2 separate regions of the Homo sapiens genome follow, and region 2 is linked to region 1. The links are chromatin loops, found by intact Hi-C in ENCODE. Cell type or tissue: prostate gland. All regions are shown on one strand. Each heading gives the region's core, and the rest is flanking DNA. Links, peaks and the distances in the headings are about the cores only. Region 1 overlaps LOC105373456 (a long non-coding RNA gene). Region 2 overlaps LOC105373454 (a long non-coding RNA gene).

Region 1 (8,345 bases), core at 109-8,108:
ACAGGCAGCGTATGACAGAGTGGCCAGCCATGTGGTTCAGACAATAGAGTTCAGAGCCAACAACAACTGCTAAGTGCATCGTAGAGCCAACTTCAAGAGAAATGGGAATATGACAAAATGGTATAAATAAGATGCCTGATTTGGATATTTCAACCTCCACTGTTTCCTTTCTTCCAACTTCAATTTCCCTGTAACAGATCAAAACCACTTTGTAGCAGTAATCACTTTAAAATGAATTTTAAACTAATAGGCTCCCACTCTAAAACAGTGTTCTTATTTTGGATGGATCCACCATCCATCCATCACCCTGACCCACTCCAGCAAAATGATGCATAATCCATCTCAGAGCTTTCTGCACATTGTTCCCCTGTTCAAACACATAAATGGCTTCCTACAGCCAACATCAATCAGCCTCTGCTTGGAGATCCATAGTCTCTCCAGCAGGGCCCTGCCTCACCCCGATTTGCAGCACAATGGCTTTTCCTTCAGGACCTCTTCAAGAATGTCCTCCACAACCCACCATACTGACTCCCTCATTCTGTGATCTCACGCGGTCATGCTAGTTTATGGAGTTGACGATGTACCTGATTTGATTGTTTCCTAAATGCAGGCCTTGTTTTGTCCAGTTGGATGACATTTTTCTCCAATACAGTCCTATGCAATGTGATTGGAACTATTTTTACTTTCCCTACAAGAGAGGGCACATGGTAGGTGTTTAATACATCTCCAAATTGTTAGCGTTAACTTCAGTGGAACTAGAGCGTATGGTAATTGTGAATGCAGGCCCAGGACTAGGGGTGGGCAAGTGAGGTGCTTAGCCTATAAAATTTAAGGTAGCACTCACTCTCAGCTGTGGACCCTGCACTTGTAGGACCCTGAGAGTGAGTGCCACCTTAAACTGTGTCCCAGATGCTTTGCTCCTCTTATCCCAGAAGCTGCCATAATTGGATGGTATTATGAAGCATGTTTGCAAAATCTATATTTCCACCATAGAAATAAACATTGACTTTGTTTCTCCCATAGCTATTCATAAACAAGATCCACATGTGTGTATGCATACCAAGAAGCTAATTCATCCACAATGGCCCTCTACAATGGTGACAAAAACATAAAAATAGTAGAGTTAAGATGCCACCTCCTCCCTCAACCTCAAAGAAGGTGTGGCTTTGGTGAAAAGAACTTGGCTCTGAGTCAGATCTAACTGGCATCAAAGCCTAACTTCACTCTTCGCTACCTAATCTTAACTGAACCTCTACATATTATTTGGCAAAGCTGTAGAATAATAATGAGAAGACACACACACAAAATAAATAAATAAAAGGAGGAGGGGGGAAAGAAAAGCAGAAAATAATCATAGATTTTTAAAATGAGGATTGATTAGAATTACATATAAGAAAACAGCACTAAATAGCACTTCGTTATTATTTTTGTTGTTGATAATTCTGGTTTGCTGTTTTGAGTGCACTCATAAAAACAGTTGCTCATGTATAGCATTCTATGCACATGTATCTCTAAATGCACATAAAAATCATAATATATATTAATGTACCCATACATAAATTGCTTACCTAATAATGCTAGTGAGAGATAAAATAGAAATTCTAGTCACTAAAGAAAATCAAATGTTGAATGGGGCCACTTAGAAAGTGTCTTTGGATTCTATGTTCTATGCAACAGGAACCATTTCTTTTATTGACCTTCAAATTGGGAGACATCAAAGTTAATGGCAGCATTGATACCATTAACAAAAACTGAAGACACAATAGGAGCAGAAGATATGGGGACAAAATGACACATTCAAGCTTGAATTGCTAGTAGCACCCAAAGCAAACAATGATTTCTCTGGGAACAAAATGGCACTAAAATGAAGTGGGTCATTTTCTTACCATTCATACCCAGGCAGTAAAATATATACCATCTATGCCATGATGTAAAACACTCACGTGCTTTCTGAAGCTGTTCCATTTAGATATCATGGTTATGTGTGTTGTGATGAACTTGGTAAATTCATAAAATAGTCTTCCAGTTGAGACCATTTCTACCATTAGGCATGATGTTTCCATGACTTATTCTGGCAAGAGTAGACTGGCATTGAATCAATAAATATGTATATAGGTAGCTTTGAACCACAAATGATCTTACGTAAATTAATAAGGCAATTGAGACTGTGTAGACCTGTTTTGAAAAATAATTCATAAGACCAAAATGGAAAATAATTGTAAAATATTTACTTCTGGCCACTACATTAGGGTTATATGTAATCAGGTCACTTCCCGGGGCCTAATGAACTATTAGCAGTGACACCAGAATTTGGATATAAAAGTTTTTACATAAGCAATTTGAAGAATGAATTCATTCGTTTTTCCAATGTCACTGAAAAGATATATATTTGCTCGTCTTTTATTTCTTATTTTTTTGCTTGAGTTGTTTTAATTCTTTTACTTGAGTGTCCTGAGAAGTTTTATGTATGCCAAATTCTGAGGCAGTGACATTAAAGAGAGGTTTAAACCTTATTCTAAGGACAGTGGCCTTTAAAATATGATTTGAAAGAGAAAAGAAAGGAACCAATGAAATGATCTAATATTAATACCCCATTAATAATGTAGTATTTAGGACAAGTAAGTAAAGCCAAATGTTAACCGAAATGTCTCCCAGTTGGGTCAGAGTCTGAACATCCCCCTGCAGTGTAAACACTCCAGCCTTGTGCCCAGGAATTACAATGTGGGCCAAGGACTAACTCACAGCTTTCGGTGCCCAATCAGCATGCAGTTAAAACAACTAAAATAACATGACATAAAGACACAAGACACGTTGAAAAACAAACTCTTACACACACATGACAAAGAAAAATACTTGATATTAAACAGCCCCAAATTATCTTCTATTAACAGCTCAATTCTATTGGTAGCCCACCACACTGATGGCTTGAAATCTTCCAGCACTCATTTAAGAGTCTCAGGGAGTCTGATTTACTTCTCAATGGCCCATTCATCCTTTGAACGTTTACTCTGTAGCCTGTGCAGTTATAACCTAAGCTGGATTTCATACATGAAAACTGACCTCCAGCACCCAATATTTTTGCCAAGTCTCAGTGAAGGCTCTTGGAATAATTTAGAGTTTGCCATAATGACAAGTTTAAGATTCAATTAATAAGTGTAGTAATTTATTTTTACTATGTTTGTAAAATGGCTTTAGCCCAACTAATTTCACTCCCCTTCACAGCCAAAAGGCCTAAGATAGCAACGATGATCCTCGCAGCAACACACAACAGGGCAGTTCGCTCTTGGTTGTTTAATGCCACGTCAAACACAAAGATTTCTACAGGACTCAGATGGAGACATTTCTCTCTTGCCTTAGTTTGGGCAAAAAATTGATGTCCTTCAGATAGCTGTAATGGATGGTGAGGACGGCAGAGAGTAATCAGGCCCAGCCCGAGGCAAATGCCAAAAGTTTCCCAGAAGGATAAATCTTGTTTCCTGCCTTACTTCACAGAATTAAGCCTTAAACAAGTCATGTTCTGTGGCTTGGATGCTGTGTTTATATCAGCTTTGGCTCCCTGGCTTGTGGTTGGGAACATTGTATTGGTCTGTAACTCAGGAAGGTTTTCCTGAAGCAAGAAATCACTATGTCGGTATCTTTATCTCCCATTCCATTTTATTTGTTCTATTAATACTGGCAAACGAGCTCTGAATGGTAAGTGGATTCATAGGAGACAGTGACATTGACCAGGTGCAGCTCGCAAAGCCAATGATTTAGCGCTCTGTTTCGGTAACCGTCTTTCCCAGGAGTTGTATGAAAGATGCCTCTTCATAAAGGATTTCGTTTTGGAAAATAATAACAGCACCTCATCTGTGCATGGCTCATTCTCGGTAGGTTCAGGAAAAAATCTTTTCTGTGGAGTTCAGGGTAGGCTGAGACCTTGTGGTCTCTCAGTGTCTTAAATGAAACCAAATCCTCTGGGGAGTGCATTCATTTATGGTTAGTAACAGGCGACTTCCTGTTTCGAAGCAAAATGGGCTTGAAGAGGCTTATAAAAAAGACTCAAAAGGTTTCTTGGACATCAAATGACTCTAGTAAAACATTTCGATGAGTTAAGTGTAAATGTACCAGCAGCATACGGATTAAATTCCCTTCTAAATAAACATTAACAGAGAACATGTTTGGCAAAATGCATTTTGAGTTTTGCAAAACTGAAAACATTTGAAAAAGGAGTGTGAGATATTTGATGAACTCAGAAAGCAGCCGGATTGCCCATCCCATACTTGAATATTGTCTTTGGATGTTCTGCAGATGTCAAATAAATTAGGATGCAGATATTAAGACCAATGTCTGCTGCAGAAATGATCAGCTGCCTGTCAGTTAGGATGGCGTTTTTGTGTATACCCTGTTCGTGTATGTGTGGCTGAACAGAGCCGTGGGGGACCTGTAACCCTTTCCTCACCTACAGGCATCCTCCCTTTCCTGGATTCAGTCCTGTAAGACCTTTTATTATTCACAGCTCTTCCATCTGTTTTGCTGCCTGTGAGATATTTTGGCTTCCAAAGAGGATTCCTGCTTTGCTATATATTTACAATGAAACTTTGGTGTCACCAGGCAGATGACAGCCTTGGCGTTGCTTGGGCCAAGGCCTTTTATCCAGAAGCCACTGTCCTCGTCAAGACTCTTATTATCTCTCACTATCTCTTTTTTCTGACATGCTCCCGAAACAAAATTTATGAATCCTTTGAGATGGTGGAAGTAACGACGGAACAGAAAAGATTAAGGGGAGAAACATTTTAAATGGGCCACCAACTACACTTGGTAACTATTAATAAATGTAGAAAAGAATCAAACGTTACTCTAAGGGTTGAGTTTTAGTGATCGTATCAATGGTGAAGCCACTGAATTAGAGAAGCACCTTTAGAAATCTTTTCCATTATTAAGTCTGATAGAGCAGGAAAGCACACCATTTGTATCCTTTTTATAAAGTATTTGACCCAGAATAACAAATAGTCATGTCACAGGGCAAATCTCATATGATTTGGATGCCATTACCTTGTAGTCTGTAACTACACTGACTTACGATCATTTTGGTTTTGAATGGTACTTGCAGAAAGTAGATTTGAAGAAAATTAACAGGCCAATACTCGGCAAGTATTATGTTGAAATATTTAAAAGATTAAAAGTTTAGCTCAGTGTATTTTGGCAAATAATATTATTTATAGATAAGTAATGACCCACTACCATACCAAAAATAATACAGACAATTAATATGCTACTCATTAAAATGTTTACTAAAGCCTTTATAGGGAGCACCCACTTCTCTTTTTGGAATTATTGAACAGCCAAACAACCGTCAGCATCTTCTCTTCTGCTATCTTCATGCATTCATTAAATGGTTTTCCATTAAGGCTGTGGTGAGACTGAGTCTGTTGACTTCATTTCTCTCTACTTTCAAATTACTCTACATATGGTTGCCAGAGTTTTCTTTCAAAAGGACTAGTCTTGTCATTCACCTGTTCAATAATCTTTGATGCCTACCAGGTGCCTCCAGAATAAAGCCCAAGTTCTTTAACTTGGTGTTCAAAACCCTCTGGTCTGGCCCTAATTCACATTTCAGTTCATGTTCCACCACCTCATAATCCGGTCATACCAGACAAATTCTCTATTCCCAGATTCCACATGTTCAATATGCTCTCATAGTATTTACCACTTCTTCTCAGCATTTTGCACACTTGTAAATATTTGCTAAATTATTTGTTTAAACAGAGTTTCCCCACTAAACTCCCAGTTAAGTGAGGGTGAGGGTTGTGTCTGCCTCATGTATTCTGTATCCCCAGGTTCCATCTTAGTGACTGGAACACAGTAGGTGCCCTGTGATGTCTGTGAACTCATGGAGCCACTTGTCTGTTTTCTTGTGGCACTGACTGTGTATTTATATTTTAGTACTTATGAATTCCATGTTTGTCTACCTGAATTTCCTACCACGATTCTTTGAGCCTAGAGGACAGAGACTGTGCCTTAATTTATTTCTGTATCCTTAGCACCTGGGGTAGTGCTTAGCACACCCTGAATACTCAATACATATTTGACAAAGTTAAACAAGAACATTTGCTGCACGTTCTAAAAAATCATCCCATTCCTTAGGTAAGCCTACAGGCATGACGACAATTTTGAGATGTAGCTCTCACTCCTGCATCAAAGGCAACATTCTAGGGCAGGCAAGTTATAGGTCATAGGCCAAGTCTGTCTGCCACCATCTCTTTTTGTAAATAATTTTATTGGAATATTCATTTTTTATATTGTCAATGTCTGCTTTCATACTACAATAGCAGGTTTGAATAATGGCAGAGACCAAGGACTTTGAAGGCCCCAAATATTTACTATTTGGTCCTTTATACATGAAGTTTGCTGACAACTGTATACACAAATAAGTATACTAATTGTATTTACTTTATATAGTGGTTATAAGCATTAAATTAAGTAACATCTATAAAATGCTTAGTACCATCTTTGGCACATATTAATTGCCAAACTGTTAGGTATCATCATCATTATAGTATCTTAATTATTTTCTAACAGTTACAAACATAGGGTAGAGCAGGCCAGTAGAAACTTGATACAGGCCATTCTAGAAGCAGGGATGGAAGAAGTCAAATCTAAGAGCTTGGCAATGAGGGAGAAGCAAAGTACAAAACAGACCTAGTGTCGATAGAAATGTCATTTGATATAAGTATATGACCATCATATACCCTGATGGTTTTATTATTACCCCCATTTTACAGATGAGAAACCTAAGACACCAAATCCTCGTCCATTTGTCACAGATGCTCAAGCTAGAAGTCATGGAGCTGACACTAGAAATCAGAACTTGAAAGGACTGTCCACATGAGAAAGAAACCGAAACAAGTCTGTTCCCTGTCCCAGGCAAACAATCATCAACTGGGCTAGGACGACCTGGGAGAAAGAATGACCAAAAACAACCAAAACCTCGCAAATCGTGGGAATCCAGAAAGGAAGCACTGACACTGAAATCAATCTCCTGACTAACAAACACATAAAGAGCTGATGAATGTCATTAGTGATTAGGGGAATACTAATCAAGACCACACTGAGGTATTATTTAACAAACAGATACATTTTGCAATTGGCACGTGTTTTAAAAGTCTGATATTGCCAAGTGTTTGAAAGGATAAATTGGAGGAAGATTTTAAACTTTGCTAATGGGATTGTAAAACTGGTGCAACTACTTTGGAAAACAGCTTTACGTGACCTTTTAAATTTGAACATTTATATATCTTATGGCACAACAAATACACTCTTAGATATGAACCCAACAACACTTGCACATACACGAGAGGGAATATGTGCGTGAATGTTCATGACAGCCTTATTTTTAACAGTTAAAGCCTAGGTACTCATCAACAGAAGAATTCACAAGGTCTCAGCAAAGGACTTTCACACAACAATCCAAACAAATGAAGGATAGCAATTGACAATATGGATTCACCTTAGTAATATAATATTAAGATATTAAGCAGAAGCTAAATAAGTCACTAATTTTTTCTTGTAGCATGGCATGATACATTTCTGTGAAGTTAAAAGCTATTGAACTAAATAAAGAACATATAGAGATGCAGTAAAAATATATAGAATTTTAAAGAATATATAGAGATGTAATAAAAATATAGCAAGAAAATGATGAACACAGGATTTAGAAAGCTAATTTCTTAGTATGTAGGAAAGCAATTTCAAGATCCAATTGAGCTGTGTTTCACAAGGGTGGCAGTTCATTTATTCCTTTATTCAGTCAACAAATAGTATTAAATATTTATATATTAAATGCTGTTAAATGATAAAAAGTATTAAGCACCGATTAGGTGTAAAGCACTGGGATAAGTATAAGGGTAGTAATGGAACAGACAAACATGACTTTTAACCTTCAAAAGGCTGTATTACAATGGGAGAAAGGTCCGGAGAAGACTAGGATTCAAAAAGTGTTTCTATCTTAATGAGGACAATAACATTCATCTTTGGAAATGGAAAGAAAGAGTCTTCCTAAATTTCTTCCTGTGTGTAATTGTAAGTTCAGCAGGACTTCTGTAAAACAAATCCAAGTTGATAATAAATAACAAATTCATAGATACCTGAGCATAGCATACCAAACCAACGCTCAGAAGATATATTTATAGAAAATATAAAGACATTGGTAACTACTTCACACCACTTACACATGGCTCCTCTTCCAGCACCATGAAATTGATTATTTTAATTGATGAATTTATTAATAAACACAGACTGAATCCCAACTATACATAAGTCCCTGTGCTTGAATTTGAATGGTCTTAAACAGTTGTTACTCAAAC
Region 2 (8,345 bases), core at 35-8,034, 540 kb after region 1:
CCGATTGACCCTGTTAGACGTGGCTGGCACGCTACCAGTGCTTTATCTCTACAGCCCTGAAGAGGAGCAAAAAAGTGGGAATGATTTGGCCTCTTGAACAAGCCTTGCAGATGAGTTTGGATTAATCTACTGAGGTAGGGAGCAAGGGAAAATGTGCCTGATGAAGCCTCATAATAAATCAAAGGGACTTGCAACATGGTTAGCTGGTGAAATTCCCAAGATGACTCAAATACTGAAATAACCAAGTTCATCAAGAAAAGTCTTCTAAAGAACATAACTAAAAAGTGAGGTGTTTCCTTATCCTCAGAAAAAATCTAAAATGAAAATTAAGCAAAGGCAAGTTCAGAGGGCTGAGAGAGATACTAGGATAACTGGAGCTTCATTTCATAAGCACATTGAAGGGCAATAAAAGGGAATCCATGGGGTACAAATAAAGGAACCATTGCTGCAGCTTCTCAAAGAGAGTCGTAATTCTTCCCCAGGAAATGATGTCGATACTTAGTAAAATAACAGGCAAATACTGAATAGCAACATAAATACCACAAAGGCTAATGAATTCTAGAGTGGTCACTGCGTGGACTCATAGAAACCTGGAGCCAAGAGTGCTAGGTAAACCTCATGGTTAAAATGTGTACAATAAGTAACAACTATATCCACACCAGTAAGGTTAAAAATGTCTGAGAATCAGAATGTCTGGCAAAGAAAGATTAGGAAGAATAGCCAATTCAACTCTCTTGATTACAAATTGAGACTCAGCAAGGAGAACCAGCTTACCAAGATCCTGGTGCTGGCCAATGGTAAAATGGGAAGTTAGATATAATCTAGTTTTATTTTCTCTGAGAGGCAGTATAATTTTATACTTTTCAACTTCAGTAAAATTTGCACATGTTAGACGAAATGCAACTGTACAACTTGTTCTGCTACTGTGAGCACATGATTTTGGAGTAAGAAAATCTATATATTTTTTACCTTCAGACATGCTATTTTGGAACTTGCAACCCAAGTTCTAACTGTCTTTGTGTCATTTTATCAAAAGCAAAGAGAGAGTTGAGCAACTTGTTTCAGAGAAGAACAAAAGTCAAGAAAGAAAACCACTATCTGAGACAGATGACTGAGAGTCAAGTTGAACTCGAGAATACTGAAAACTCCAGATACTCAAGGAAAAAAGAGAAAGGCAGGCCTATGTCTGTGAGAGGAAAGGGGATCTTACCGTGCTGAAAACCAACTTAAATCAAAATCCAATCTAATTGCAGGCATGTGACCTGATGATACCACCAATGTTATCATGATGGCATTTGTTGAATACTCACCATTTCTCGAGGACTCCAGTCAGCTCTAACACTCAGCAGCCTCTGCCTTCTACTCTTCTCTGAAATGACCAGAGACTAGGTGCAAGAAATAGTGCTGGGCACCAGTGCTGGTGAGCTAGGCTTGCATCTGTCTGGCTTTCCATATTCTAGGAGCTCAGAGCTGGAGGTGATGGGAGTGGGGTGGGCTGTGATACAAATTAGAAGACTATAAGGGCTGCCTCAGTTAGCACAGCAGGACTTTCAGAGGAGGTCAGAGCTGCTCCAGAGACTGGAACTTGGTGTTTGACAGAGGCTGATATAACTAATGTGCATTGACTTTGAAACAGAGTTCCCTGAATTAAAATTCTGGTTCTGCCACTAACTCCATATGAGGTCAAGGAAACTCCTTACTCTATTTCATTTACTTTAAAGCCACATTCTTTTCCCTATATTTTAAAATCTCTGAAATTCTGATATGCCTTATTAACAGTAGTAGCATCTTACAGTTATAATTGGCAGGCTTTTTTTTTTTTATTTCCTTAGGTGGCAGTACCATCTTAGTCAACTCAAGTTACTATAACAAAATGTCATAAACTGAAAGGCTTATAAACAGTAGGAATTTACTTTTCACAGTTCTGAGGGCTGGAATCTGAGATCAGGGTGTCCACATGGTTGGGTTCTTGTGAGGGCTCTACTCCAGATTGCACACAGCTGACTTCTGCTTGTATCCTTACATGATAGAAAGAGCACTAGCTAGCTCTCCAGCCTCTTCTTATAAGGGCACTAATCCCATTCATCAGGGCTACACCCTTTTGACCTAATTACCTGCTGGAGATTCCCACCTTCCACCAGATTGGGATTGGAATTTCAACATACGAATTTTTGGGGAAAACAAACATTCAGTCCATAGCACATGCCTTACAACTGTCAAATCCATTTAAGTTTAGCCTGAGGCTGCCTCCATAACTTGGTCCCTATATAACAAACTGCAATGTTATTTAGGAGTAAAACAAACAGCTCAGTTTCAGCCAATCACAGGCAGCCAACTCATCACACCATGCCCAAATAAGGCAGATACCTAGTAGTAACCAATCAAGTGATTTCTCTACTTGGCTTCTCTGTGTACCCTACAAAAGCTCCTGTTCACATTGCTGGGCAGAGGTCCCTCAACCTCTTCTGGTTCTGAGTGCTGCACGATTCATAAATCATTCTTTGCTCAAATAAAAGACTGCTAAATTTAATTTGCTAGCTGAGTGCAGTGGTTCACACCTGTAATCCTAACACTTTGGGAGGCTGAGGCGAGAGGATTACTTGAGGCCAGGAGTTTGAGAGCAGCCTGGGCAACACAGGGAGGCCCCATCTCTACAAAAAATATAAGAATTAGCCAGGTGTAGTGACACGTGGGGAGGATTGCTTGAGCCCGGGGGGTGGAAGCTGCAGTAAGCCATCATCATGGCACCAAATTCCATCCTGGGCGATAGAGTAAAACCCTGTCTCAAAGGAACATAAATGAATTTCATTTGCTAAATGTTTTCTATTAACACAACCAATGGCAATTTAGGTTTGGCAACATTATTGGTATTTATGATATTTTGTTTAGATGGACATATAGAAACCTGCTCAGAAATTTACTGCAAAGGTTAAATTAGATAACATTTTTAAAAACTTAGAAAAGTATCAGATATATAAGAATTGCCTCAAATGGTAAATGTAGATATTAAATAACTCCCCCTCTTGGCCACCTGACCCAGGCAGGATTGTCCCCAGTTCTTGGCTCACAAGGATTACCTGGGAAAGTAGAATAATAAAAATAGCGACTATTCACAATTGCTTATTTGTTGCCAGACAGTGCGCTCATTGACTTTATGAGCTTTATTCCACTTTCTCTTCACAAACCTCTTAGGATTCTATTATCTGCTTACCTGTCTAAGATCACACAGTTAATAGGAACACTCCATCTTGAATTGTTTCTTCATGACACCAAATTCATGCTTTTCACTATCAACTAGATGAGTACAAGTTGATTACTGCAAGCCCTGAAAACTCCAGGAATTATTCTATAGTCAGTATAGCAGACCTCTTCCTCTGGGCTCTACTATGTGTGGATAATGGACTTTTCTACCCAGCCTAGGAAACTGGATTAATATACTGGAGCAAAATCTCAGAAGCTGGTTGAGAACTACCCAGGTAATACAGCAAAGAATCTGCAAAGATGCCTAACTCTGACTCAACCCAAGATCATTCCTAGCTTCTGGTGCAAAGCTCCAACTATGACAACTTCAAGTAGAAGAAAAGGGGGGTGGGGAAACACCATCAGGGTCTTGTTACAACGGTTTGAACTCAAGCAATCTCACGATGGCTTCTCTGGGCCAAGGCCAACCGCAATGGTGTGTTCCTCACAAGTAGTCTTTTCCCATTTCTTGGACTCCCTGAGGTGTATTCAATAATGCACTCCTCATTCTGAAGCAGATGGAAAAGCGTTTAAAAAGGTGCCAGGTTTATTTATGGAAGCATGAGATTGAATTTAAGAGATGCTCTTTGCCAATATGAAATGTGAACTCTCAAAACAGGAAGTGTGCTTTACTGCCTATTTATTTTACTGCCGTATCAGCTGCCCAGAGCTGAAGAATCCTTCCTCTCAGGAATTATTTATTTTCTAACTTCTGAACCAAAACATCTTGACCATCAAAACTCAAGCTCCTTCCTGCCAGATTCCCAACTACAAACATGTGCCTCTCTGTCTTTCAGAGTGGATCTATCGAGGGTTTCCGTGAAAAACATTTTGAACTCATATTTTGTCCTGAATCTTCATTTTTATGTCCATGGAGAAGTTTCAAACAAATTAAGTCAAACTACAAAACATAATAAAAATTTTAAGTACCTTTTAGAATAATGCAGGGATTCTTGAATTTGCTCATGTATCCTAAGATACCCAATAGTTAATATTCTGTCATCATTTAATTGGTGAGAAGACGTTAATTGTTAAGAAAATGATTAATCATTTGAACTTATCACTATTACTTATGGTAATAAGGAAGAAGTCAACCATACTTTAGTGTGTTGTGCACTACCCAGTTCTCCTCCTGCACTGATAGTTTCACAACTTTGCAGAGTTGAAAGTTACTACTCTAGTCTTCATTAAATAGGCCCAAAATAATTTGCTAGAAACAGTTTTTAATATAAGTAGAAATAGCCTAACATATATGAAAGCACTAAACTGGAACTCAGAAAACTTGTTCTTATTCCAGGATCTATAGATTTCAGCCCTGGTGTGAGCATTTGTGCAAACTTCCCCTCTAAATGCCAGGTCTTCAAGGAGGCACAAGAGATATACATAAATAAAAAACAGGCTATGGGGAGAAGTGAATAATATAACAAAGGACAGAGCTGCTGTGTTAGAGTTCTTTTGGCTTTGAGGAGGAACCATCCCAGTCCAGTCCACAGTGAATACTTGTAAATAGATATGTTTTCACACATGGGCTTTACCTACAAACTTCAAATCCTTGAAACTCTAGGCAGAAGATATGTTACAATGGCGCCACCTTCTGGATACTGTCCAAAACACATATTTTCTTCATATTTTTCTCCCACTCAGAATTCCTCAATGGCTCCCTATTGTTGACAGAAGAGTCTAAAATCTTCAGCATTCAAGGCCTTTTATAATCTAGCACAAGTTTATGTTCAGGTCTCATCTACTGACACTCTACATGGGTAATCTGTGCTACTCGCCAGAATAAATTCAGAATTGTCTGCATTCTAATGTTCAAACCTAGCATTAATTCAATGCAGTTAAGCCAGAGAGAAACACAAAGCAGTTTAGGGGATTCAGGGCCAGAGTCTCAGTTCGAAAATGGCTAGCAGGTATGGGATGTCCCCATACCTACATTATGCAGGTCACTCAGTGCTCACAACAAGACAGCTCTTCTCTGTGGCTATTTAGAGGTTTAAATAGAAGCAAAGTTAGCCATAGATAAAACAGATTAAAGGACATAAGTACACACAAAAAATGTACATAATAAAAATAAATATAAGGAAACAGATGGCTAAATTCACAGATGATCAAAAATGCATGGTAAAGTCAAGCAATATTATGTTTGTCCATCAAACTTGTAAAGATTCTTTTCACACTGATGGTGATGCCATGTTGGTAAGGGCCCAGGAAATAGGCAACCTCATCAACTTCTGCAAGGCAGCATTGCTGGAGGGCAATCTGCAAACATTCAGCACAAGCTGAGAACTGTCCTTACATTATAATCCTGAAATTCTATTTTAAAACTTTACTTTAGGATATTATCATAGTTTTATACTAAGAAATATCTACTGGAATGGTAATTATCACTGCAACATTAATTATTATAGAGAAAACGTTGAAATAAGTTGCACGGCTAACCATAGGAGATTTAATATATTCATATAATAAATTTAAATAGTCATTAAAACTGTTATTATGGCAAAAGTGTCCATTACATGTCTATTGTTCATATTATGCTATTAAATGAAAAACAGATTAAAATCCAATGTATTCTGTCTGATTCTATTTTTGTTTTTTAAAATGCGTGCATAGAACGATAATCAGAATTACTACACAAGATCAGTGGTGTCTTATTCAGGTGGCAGCAGTATAAATTATTTTAGTTTTATTCTTTCTCAAATTTTAAAATGTATTATAATAAATCATATATTTCTTTTATAATCATACTAGTTTTAAGAAAGAAAATGATAATAAAAACCCAATAAAAGCAAGATGTCTATTAAGTGGTATCTGTATATAATATTCAATTTAACTGAATTCCGCTTGTCATGATTTTTGGTTTTGGTCAGTGCCTACCACAGCTCAAAGTCTCTGGGATACCTAATATTTCCTTCTTCACTACATCCAATGTGGGTGTGGGTGTGGTGAAATGGTACCTGAACAATAGCAAGTAAACCCTGTAACTGAACAAAGCCTTCTGCAAAGCAACATACACGCTTGTATAAAGAGCCAGAAAAATAGTTATGTGTTTGCACCTGATAATTCCATTATAAGGGGATTCCATTCTGACATAATTACCTTGAAAGAAGGCAAATATCCATGCTCAAAAATACTTATTGCTGAGTTATCATTAATAATGAAAAATTTGGAAACAATCTAAATATCCAGTAATAGGTAAATGGTTAAGTAGATCCAATGGAAACTGAAGTACTAATTAAAATAACTCTTATGGAAATGACATAGCAGGATGATATATGCCCATGGCATAATGTTAAGTGAAAATAAGTAGAACAAAATGCAGTTGGCTTCCTCTGATTATGAGTACGTAAAAATAAGTCTGCATGCAAAGAAAGAGGAGATGAAAATATGTAAAGAGAAGACATAACAATCAAAATTGTCTTGCATTTCATTGTTTTTCTTCTCGAAATGAAAGTCAGCTACGCTCTTTTTAGGTACTAAATCCCTGCCTCAAATGAGTGGCTAGAATGAAAATCCACAGTTGCCCAGTGCCATGAAAAATTATGAGAATCTGAAGGTTCGAGCAACAGCAGAAACACTTTGTGTCCACGACAGCTTCCTAAACAAGTCTGCTCAAGGAAAAACTCCATTCTCTGGTGGGTTTTTCAAAGGATGAGATTTGTCTGCTCAAACAAACTATTTTTTAACTCTGATGTCACAGAACAATATATAGGGCTCTAACCTTTATTCTACACCCGAATTGATTCAATGACTAGAGATTTTATAGCAGGAACTTGGATCTTCAGTTTATATAACTTAATCCCTTTGTAATTTTCTCTTATACAGAGACACCCTATTTTGGAGAGCAATGGACAAACCCTCCCTAAGTGACCCAGGGCATCCAGATCCAAACAAGGAAAGAGATTTAAAGAAAGAGACAAATTAGCCTTTAATAGAAGGAGGAATGAGCCAGCTCAGTGCCGCATTCTCTGGAACAGCAGATCCTCTAAGGACGTGGCTCCGCTCTCAAGGAGGTTGGCCTGGCAACTCATTTACACACTCCACTTGGGGGAAATTCTTTTCAGCACTAGCCAACATGCCGACCCAGGCTCCTTTGCCGAGCAGCCTTGAAAGCTTGCACACATTTAGAGAAAATACTTTCAAATGACTCTGGAGTTCTGCTTTATGTTTCATATTCCTTTGAACTTATTACCTCTTTACAATGTCTTGGACTATTAGTTTGGGAACATTTAAAGTTAATGACTATATGGAAAGTAAAACAACACTTTGATGTTGCCCAAGTCATTCATTTCTCTTTCATACACAGGAGGTTATAGAAGGGCTGGGTGATGCCAGACCAAGCCATTTCAGGAATAAATAACGTATTTGGGGGTCTATATAGATTGTTGCTCACGGGAAAATGAGAATAGATCAGCTCTGGAATGTCTAAGGGAACCAAGGCCATGATTAATGAGGGTCAACTTTAAAACCAGAGCACACACAGATAGGATTACTTCACACAGAGAGCAGAGTCTGTCTGACCCAGGCTACCCTAATGCAATCTCCTGAGGCACATCATTCACAAATCTTGCTGGTTTCAGGGATACACTGACAGTAAAAGAGATACAGAGAGAACTTCCTTTGGCCATAGGGAGACAGGACCAAAGTGCCATAAATGCAATGATGATGGCTATTAAGGCAAGTTGGTAAGTATTTCTAGAAGTTCAAAGTTGAAGTTTTGGTAAAGCACAGTATACTCTTGCAGATGCTAGTCATTGCTGCTACTTTTTTTTTTTACTTGTTTGTTTCTTATTTCTACAGATAAGAGCCTGGAAGCTGTTGTGAGATAGAGTTTCCTGTGGTATGTAAGACACTTAGAAGTGGAAATAGAGTCACAGGACCAGAGAGCCAAAAGAAGGGGGAGACCTGCTCATACTAGATTTCTTAGATGGCCCAGTATGAGTTTACCAAAGGAGAAATAGAAACCACTCACAAGAAATGGCCTTAATCTCTTCAAATAAACAACGAAGGAAAGCTGACCAAGGACAGAGACTCTAAAACACAAGAGGGACCCAAAAGGTATTCAGCAGAAATCCTAGAACACCATTCCTTATTCTCCTTTCCAA

Evidence for each region. Peaks named below come from ENCODE experiments on the same cell type or tissue, not always from the same donor. Only the 100,000 strongest peaks of a DNase experiment are listed, where the experiment ranks them.
Region 2: a loop joins it to region 1, with 2.8 times the contacts of the local background. A loop is called at or near these places in 2 of 110 quality-filtered maps.

What each region holds. Positions count from the first base shown.
Region 1 is chr2:18,971,964-18,980,308 of GRCh38, reverse strand. The region is part of intron 5 of LOC105373456 (a long non-coding RNA gene); the gene reads right to left. Among named protein-coding and RNA genes, the nearest start is that of LINC01376, 51 kb to the left of the region's middle. In prostate gland, for the core only: no CTCF peak of the experiment used is centred there; a DNase peak (open chromatin) is centred at 3,948; H3K4me3 peaks cover 1,068 bases; H3K27ac peaks cover 2,044 bases.
Region 2 is chr2:18,432,113-18,440,457 of GRCh38, reverse strand. All of the region lies in intron 4 of LOC105373454 (a long non-coding RNA gene), which reads right to left. Among named protein-coding and RNA genes, the nearest start is that of RDH14, 120 kb to the left of the region's middle. In prostate gland, for the core only: a CTCF peak has its summit at 4,814 (motif pointing left); a DNase peak (open chromatin) is centred at 4,817.